3 separate regions of the Homo sapiens genome follow, and regions 2 and 3 are each linked to region 1. A link is a loop called in an ENCODE intact Hi-C map of the cell type or tissue named here. Cell type or tissue: endothelial cell of umbilical vein. All regions are shown on one strand. Region 1 has its middle 180 kb from the start of GPRIN3. Region 2 holds the start of LOC124900855. Region 3 overlaps LOC124900855.

Region 1 (2,500 bases):
TAGAAATATATTAGTTCTTTTAGATAATCTTTAGGAAAATTCCCTAGAGTGAGATTACTGCATTGAAGGAGACTTTTATGTAATTTTTGGAACCCAGAATAAAAATGGTTTCTAAAATGATATCAATGTACATATACACATTACCATAAATTATTTTATTATACACATTTATTATACACATTAGCATAAATTATTACCTTATTTTACACTGTGTATATTTATTAGGTATGTTTTCCAAATTTTAATGAAAATTTTATTTACTTTTTCAATTTTTTGTTTACTAATTTTTCCTTATATGTGCTTGCATTTTATCCTTTCATGTTTTTTTCTGAAAATATTTTATTAGCCTTTTACCTTTTATTTTGGTTACGATATATTTCATTACAAAGAAACAATGGTTATATGTAGGAAAATCTGTTTTTTTTTTTCTTTATGGCATCTTTCCCCTCTTTTATCAAGATTTTTAATGAGACCAGTTTCCCGCAAGGTTTTCTGTTAATTAGTTTATATAATTCTTCCTGGCAGCCAAGCTGTGGGTAACTTCCGTATTTAGTTATTAATCTACTAGCATTGTAGGGAGGGCATATGATAAAAATTACCATTAATAATTCTCATTAACTTTGAAACATTTGCTACACTATACTGTTTAGTGTCTTAACAAATTTTGAGAGTAACTAAAAATAAGAATTTGTTAATAATTGAAAACAGTAAAATTCAACACAGTGCTACTCAGCTCTTGAATTTTAGACTATGTTTTTTCTCTGGAACTTAGTATTTACATACCAAGGGACCAATTCTTTTTAAACATTTTTCTCCCAAAATGACAAAATCAATCATTACTTTATAGAACATACAGCTTGTCTTAACCAAACAACTAATTTTCAATACTAGTTTCTAATTGGTTGTTTAAAATGTTAACATTTAGTTTCAAGTTAATTTGCTCTTTTTTCAAAAGACCAGCGGAAGCCACATGATTTATGAGTTTGTTTGTATAGATATTGTAGGAAAACAGTGGGTTCCTGTGACACGACCAGGAAAGATTAGGCTCGCAGACACTTTGAAGGGTGAGGGGGAACGAAATGTATTGGGCGAAAAGGAAAAAAAACTCAGCAAAGCGATAGGAGTTCCTGTTAACAGGCCTCCATCTCACAGACTGAATCCCAGGTCACCACCCCGGAACAGGAGAGCCTAGGCCAGGCTTCTCCTCCCTGCAAACAGTGGAACTTCCCGATGCCCCACCGCGGCCTCTCAGTGCACAGCTTCTCTTTCCGTCTTCAGAAAGAATAAGGGGTGGTGTGGGAGGGGGTGTGGTGGCGGGGTGGGGAGGGTGTTAGTGGGGGTGGGGGGGTTGCAGGGCGGTGGGGAAAGGGCGGGCTTCATCCGGGACTGGCAGTTCAGTTTTTCAGTCCTCAGGCTGTTTTAGGCTTGAAGGCAGGGTTTAACCTGGGGGGATGGGGGTCGGGGTGAGAGGTGACAGCATGCTGGCAGTCCTCACAGCCCTCGCTTGCTCTGGGCGCCTCCTCTGCCTGGGCACCCACTTTGGCGGCACTTAAGGAGCCCTTCAGCCCGCCGCTGCACTGTGGGAGCCCCTTTCTCGGCTGGCCAAGGCCGAAGCTGGCTCCCTCAGCTTGCAGGGAGGTGTGGAGGGAGAGGCGCGGGCGGGAACCGGGGCTGCGCGTGGTGCTTGCAGGCCAGTGCGAGTACCAGGTGGGCGTGGGCTCGGCAGGCCCCACACTTGGAGCGGCCTGCCGGCCCCGCCGGCCCCCGGCAGTGAGGGGCTTAGCACCTGGGCCAGCAGCTGCTGTGCTCAATTTCTCGCGGGGCCTTAGCTGCCTTCCCACGGGGCAGCGCTCGGGACCTGCAGCCCGCCATGCCTGAGCCTCCCCGCTCCTCCGTGGGCTCCTGCCTCCCCCACGAGCGCTGCCCCCGGCTCCACGGCACCCAGTCCCATCGATCACCCAAGGGCTGAGGAGTGCTGGCGTGCACTGCTCGGGACTGGCAGGCAGCTCTACCTGCAGCCTCCGTGCGGGATCCACCTGGTGAAGCCAGCTGGGTGCTCCTGAGTCTGGTGGGGACTTGGAGAACCTTTACGTCTAGCTAAGGGATTGTAAATACACCAATCGGCACTCTGTATCTAGCTCAAGGTTTGTAAACACACCAATCAGCACCCTGTTTCTAGCTCAGGGTTTGTGAATGCACCAATCCACACTCTGTATCTAGCTACTCTGGTGGGGCCTTGGAGAACCTTTATGTCTAGCTCAGGGATTGTAAATACACCAATCGGCACTCTGTATCTAGCTCAAGGTTTGTAAACACACCAATCAGCACCCTGTTTCTAGCTTAGGGTTTGTGAATGCACCAATGGACACTCTGTATCTAGCTACTCTGGTGGGGAGGTGGAGAACCTTTGTGTCTAGCTCAGGGATTGTAAACGCACCAATCAGTGCCCTGTCAAAACAGACCACTGGGTTCTACCAATCAGCAGGATGTGGGTGGGGCC
Region 2 (2,500 bases), 61 kb after region 1:
CTATTTACAATAGCCAAGAGGTGGAAACAACCTAAGTGTCCATCAGCAGCTGAACAGATAAAATGTCATGTACATGCATAACTGAATACTATTCAGCCTTAAAAGAAAAGGAAATCTTGTCATTTGCAACAATATGGATGAACCAGAGGACATCATATTAGGTGAAATAAGCCAGACACGGAAAGACAAATAACTATATGATCTCACTTACATATGGAATCTAAAAAAGTTGAACTCATACAAGTAGAAAGTAGAATGATGGTTACCAGTGGCTGGAAAGGGTGGGGAGTTAGGGAAATGTTGCCAAAGGATCCAAAATTTCAATTAGGAAGAATAAGTTCAAGAGTCCTATTTTTACAACATGGTTAACTACAGTTAATGACAATGCATTGTATTCTTGAAAAGTCACCGAGAGAGTAGATTTAATTATTCTTATTACCAAAAAAGGTATATGATATAATGCGTATGTTAAGTAGCTTTATTAACCATTCCATAATGTAAATGTATTTCGAATCATGTTGTATATAATAAATATATACATTTTTGTCTTTTATTTTTTTGAGACAGGGTCTCACTCTGTCACCCAGGCTGGAGTGCAGTGGCACGATCTCGGCTCACTGCAACTTCTGCCTCCCAGGTTCAAGCGATTCTCCCACCTTAGCCTCCCAAGTAGCTGGGACTACAGGTGTGCGCCACCACACCCTGATAATTTTTGTATTTTTAGGAGAGATGGGATTTCACTGTGTTGGCCAGGGTGGTCTGAAGCTCCTGACTTCAAGTGATCCATCTGCCTTGGCCTCCCAAAGTGCTGAGATCACAGGCATGAGCCATAATTAATTTAAATATATAAATCAATAAAACTGCTATATTTAGGGTCATTTAGCTGTTTATGGGATAATCACATTTTAACTTGAAAGAATCTCACTTTGGACAACAGAGTTTTACTTTGTGTCCGAAAGCTTTCTTTTTCCTTTCTCTTTTTGTTTCCTGCTTAAACTGGCAAATTGCACTATGTTTATAATTTACCCTGATGCCCTTTGCCCTTCATGTGATTCATTTCCATCTGGCATTCTTTTCTAATTTCTTTCTTGAGAGTTATGAATTATTTTCTAGCTGTTTCTAATAACTGCCTTTAAATGGACATAAGCCACTGCCTAGATGTGTACCTGCTTCTAATAAACAAGTGAGTCAGGGCTCATTGTGCAAATGAACACAGCAGCATCTGGCCCATCACACAAACATTCCATTTCTCTCACAGGTTCATTATTTCTCTTTTGTCCATATTTAGTTAGTAAAGCCATATATTCAAAATGTAATTTTGACTTTTTGTCTATAGTAACAAAATATAAGAATAGAACTTTGTACAAACTATGCAGTCTACAGAAGGTAAAAATATATATTTTGATAAAAGTTTCAAAACCAAAATAAGTCCATACAAGGTCTGAAATCAGAGTGCATATTTCCAATAATAAAATAGATTTTTAAAAAATTTATGGAAGCTTGTGTTAACTCCAAAATGGATAATTGAGGGATTGAATCTTAAGAGTGCTTTTTAAAAGTACTTGAAAGGGTGGAAAAGGATTCCCTAGGAATATTATATAATTTTCAAATATAAAAATATAAAATTTAATTTCAACATAGAAATAGAACAGCATCTCAACAAAAAGAAAACAAATCTTTATCAAATTCAGTAGAGGTGTATTGAATACACATTTTGCTGAATGCTGAAAATGTTAAAGTCGACAGTTGGTCAACATGGATGTCATGTTATAGAAACAACATGTAAAAACAAAAATCTGAACTGTTATTAAATAAAGTTTAATTGTTCAACTTTTGTTATAATTTTAGAAATTGCATTTTAAAACTTGACATTATAGCACAGAAACATTTTTTTCAGCATTAACACCTGATAGCTTGCTCCTATGGTAATTATATTATACATTAGTGAGACTATAAATAGGCATTCATTTTCCACTGAGGCTAGAGGAGGAGCAACTTCTTTGGTCTAGCTCCTGCAGCCTAGGGTACAGATGATGTAGCAATATAACCATTATTCAACTTTCCCTACCTCTGTAATTCTAACTGACTCAGTTCCCCTCTTCTTGAGCTCCTGAGCGGGATGGTGATGATAAAATGATGCCAATGATGCAGCCTCACAAACTCTCTGTCTACCTGGAAAAAGATGTTTTCTAAACATTCTTTCGGAATATTTTCAGAAACAGTCTTGTAATTTTGGCTCTTGCTGATATTTTTATATCTACTATTTTCACAGGCATTTGCTGCTCCACTCAATCACTTGGGAAAAATTGTCCTTACTTTGGACTAGAACTTTTGCAATAGAACAATATGCTTGGCTTTTAGAATGACAATATTGTTCCGGAATTTTTAGCTGGCACTCAGATTTCTGTCTGCCTCTCATTGGCAAACATGACATTTCAGCAATTTCTCTAAAGAGGAATGACTGGGGGGTATGTACAGCAGGCATCATGTAAGAAAAACT
Region 3 (2,500 bases), 49 kb after region 1:
GAAGGAGCTTCAGTTTTTGTTTCTTTTAACACCTGCACCAACTCTTGGCTTACCTCTAGCTGTCTTGTTATGTATAAAATTAATTCCCTGATTAATTCACTGTAATAGATTATTCTCCCACATTTGCCAAACATATTTCTAGTCAATATGTGGACTATTTCCCCCTTTGTTTTTGAAAGAACATCCTGTTGAAACACTTCAATATTAGAGTGCTGGAGCGACATGGAGATACACTGTTTTGGATTCTCAGATGTACTGTTGTTTCAAATAAAAGTCAATTTTTTTTTTTGTAGATTTCTTACTGGAGGACAAATAATGGTCTAAAAGATATGAATACTTTAGCACACTTTATTGTGAAAATTCATGTATATTCCAATGATTGAAAACATTAAAAAATAACCACTGGTTTTATTATATTGGTTTGACTTGCAAATACACATTGCTTCTTTTTAAATTTCAACATGCCACACCCTCTTCCTCCAGGTTTCCTCTATTGCTCATGTCCTCATGTTCCTAGATTAAGAGAACAAATTGTTTTATTGTGATGGGCAGACACAAAGGGAGTACTTAGCATTTTAGAAAAATTCCATGTAAATTAAACAGGGAAGTATAGTTTGAACAGAACATACAGGCTATATTTTAGACACCTGGTTTAATTATGACAATTTTTTTTATTTTCTTAAGGTTCACCTTGAATCACTTTGGGCCTTACCTTTAGAAGTGGTGTTTATTTTCATGGTCAGATTATAGAAAATATCTGAAGGTGATTGTGCATTAATGGAAGTTCCTTCTGGTATGGCATCTAGGTTTTATCAGTGTAACTCAGTAAATACTAAAGCAGAGATATATTCAGCTCTTGAGTCACTTGATTTAGAATCTTCCATTCATGCACATGTAAATATATGAACATGTGTGCACGTATGCATACACACTGAGGACATACAATCTATCAGTTCTGTGTTTGCATGCAGACATTTGGAAGAGGTTAGGCACTGGAGAAAGAATAATGGTATTCCAATATATTTTATATTGTATTCATATAAAAGAACTTAAAGGGCTTCATAAGTCTGCATTAGTGAAAGATAGTGGAGGTTAAGTTTCTTCACAATTGTGTATAATTTTATGTTATCTCTGCTGAGTAATGTATTTATGTGAGCATACTTGAATATTGTTATGTCTGATGTTTTCCAGTGAAAGGAAATCCTTGCAATAAACCCGAGTCACAGGAAGAACTAGGGCTACATTCCATTTTCCATTCTGGTTTTTTGGCTTGGGTCTTCCCAAACATGGAAATAAACAGCTTATCTGAACTAAAACACTGACCTTTCTTGGAGCAAGTTTTGTGATTAAATATTAGTTTTATACAAGTTCCTTTCTGAAAAACATAGACATTTATATAGAACCAAGAGTAGATTGATAATGGTAAGGCACAAAAATGTTATGTGTTTTAAAGTTAGTACTTTGATTTTCCATGGATAAACCTTTACGAAGTTAAATATTTCAGGTCATCCTTAGCCGTAAGTGTAAAGTTGTAAAATGTTATTTCTAGCATCTTCCTACTTATCCTGTTTATTTTCTTTTTCTCTTCTGGGTTTTCACCTCCTCTTCTCTTTCTCCCCACTATCACCACCAAAATACCCTTGCCCTCCTCCCCTCTGGAGGCCACATGATATGTGTAATGACTGCAGAATGGCCTTGTAATTATGCCCTCTATCTGAGGTCCTTATCTTAGACTGATTTATTTAGATGAGTCACACGATTTCACTGATGCGCTTTCCTAACATGCAAGCTGGGGTAAATAACAGTGACTTTGCAAAGTTGTGAGTTTTCCCAAAGATTCTCATAAAATGCCTGCCACATGGTAACTCTGACTCAAGATTATTATTATCCAGGCAGTCTCACCCAAACTACATTCATACCTCAAAATTATTCTGTGCCTTCCCTAATCAGCAGTTCCATTTCCACTGTGACTTCACATCAGAAAACTAAGTGAGGAAAGGATTAGACGAACTAATTTAAATATGAATTACTTACAACAATGTGTAGCCAGATTAATGAATGATGTGAATTTGATGAGACACAGATATGAAGTTGTTTCTCTTTTTCTTTTAAAAGTCATTTCCTTCAACTGTTCTGTAGAATTTTCATTTCTATCCCTTAGTGACATTCTAAAGGAAATCCCATTCTTTCTCATCACTCTCAGCTATTTGACATCAACCTAGCTAGCTTATATCCAATTTAAATCTTTCTCTTCCTTCCATCAGCAACAAGATTTTGGCTCATAAGACTTGGAATTGAAAAGTATCAAGATCTGTTGCAGAAACTCTTCCCCATCCTCCCTTTCCTGAAGCTCTTTTTCTCCTGGTGGGTTAAGAACAGAGAAGTGAGAAGCAAAGAAAAGTTCAGTCAAATGACTCATTTAATTGGGGTTGTTCTTTTCCTGTCTTGACTTTGACAGTTTCCCTGGTGATGACCTCTGAGTGAAAACCAAATGCTGATT

The links. Peaks named below come from ENCODE experiments on the same cell type or tissue, not always from the same donor. Only the 100,000 strongest peaks of a DNase experiment are listed, where the experiment ranks them.
Region 2: a loop joins it to region 1, with 7 times the contacts of the local background. A loop is called at or near these places in 2 of 110 quality-filtered maps.
Region 3: a loop joins it to region 1, with 5 times the contacts of the local background. A loop is called at or near these places in 2 of 110 quality-filtered maps.

The regions. Positions count from the first base shown.
Region 1 is chr4:89,488,411-89,490,910 of GRCh38, forward strand. No RefSeq gene overlaps it. Among named protein-coding and RNA genes, the nearest start is that of GPRIN3, 180 kb to the left of the region's middle. RefSeq lists an enhancer at 1,167-1,759. In endothelial cell of umbilical vein, no CTCF peak of the experiment used is centred here; a DNase peak (open chromatin) is centred at 1,041; H3K27ac peaks cover 1,608 bases.
Region 2 is chr4:89,548,992-89,551,491 of GRCh38, forward strand. LOC124900855 reads right to left here and starts at 2,333. Exons shown (of 5, transcript XR_007058464.1): 1 at 2,069-2,333. LOC105377329 (a long non-coding RNA gene) reads left to right here and starts at 2,399. Exons shown (of 4, transcript XR_007058469.1): 1 at 2,399-2,500. In endothelial cell of umbilical vein, no CTCF peak of the experiment used is centred here; a DNase peak (open chromatin) is centred at 1,080; H3K27ac peaks cover 1,183 bases.
Region 3 is chr4:89,537,874-89,540,373 of GRCh38, forward strand. It overlaps LOC124900855, which reads right to left. Exons shown (of 5, transcript XR_007058464.1): 4 at 2,035-2,361; 5 at 335-513. Among named protein-coding and RNA genes, the nearest start is that of GPRIN3, 230 kb to the left of the region's middle. In endothelial cell of umbilical vein, no CTCF peak of the experiment used is centred here; DNase peaks (open chromatin) are centred at 488, 1,238, 1,788 and 2,388; H3K27ac peaks cover 2,500 bases.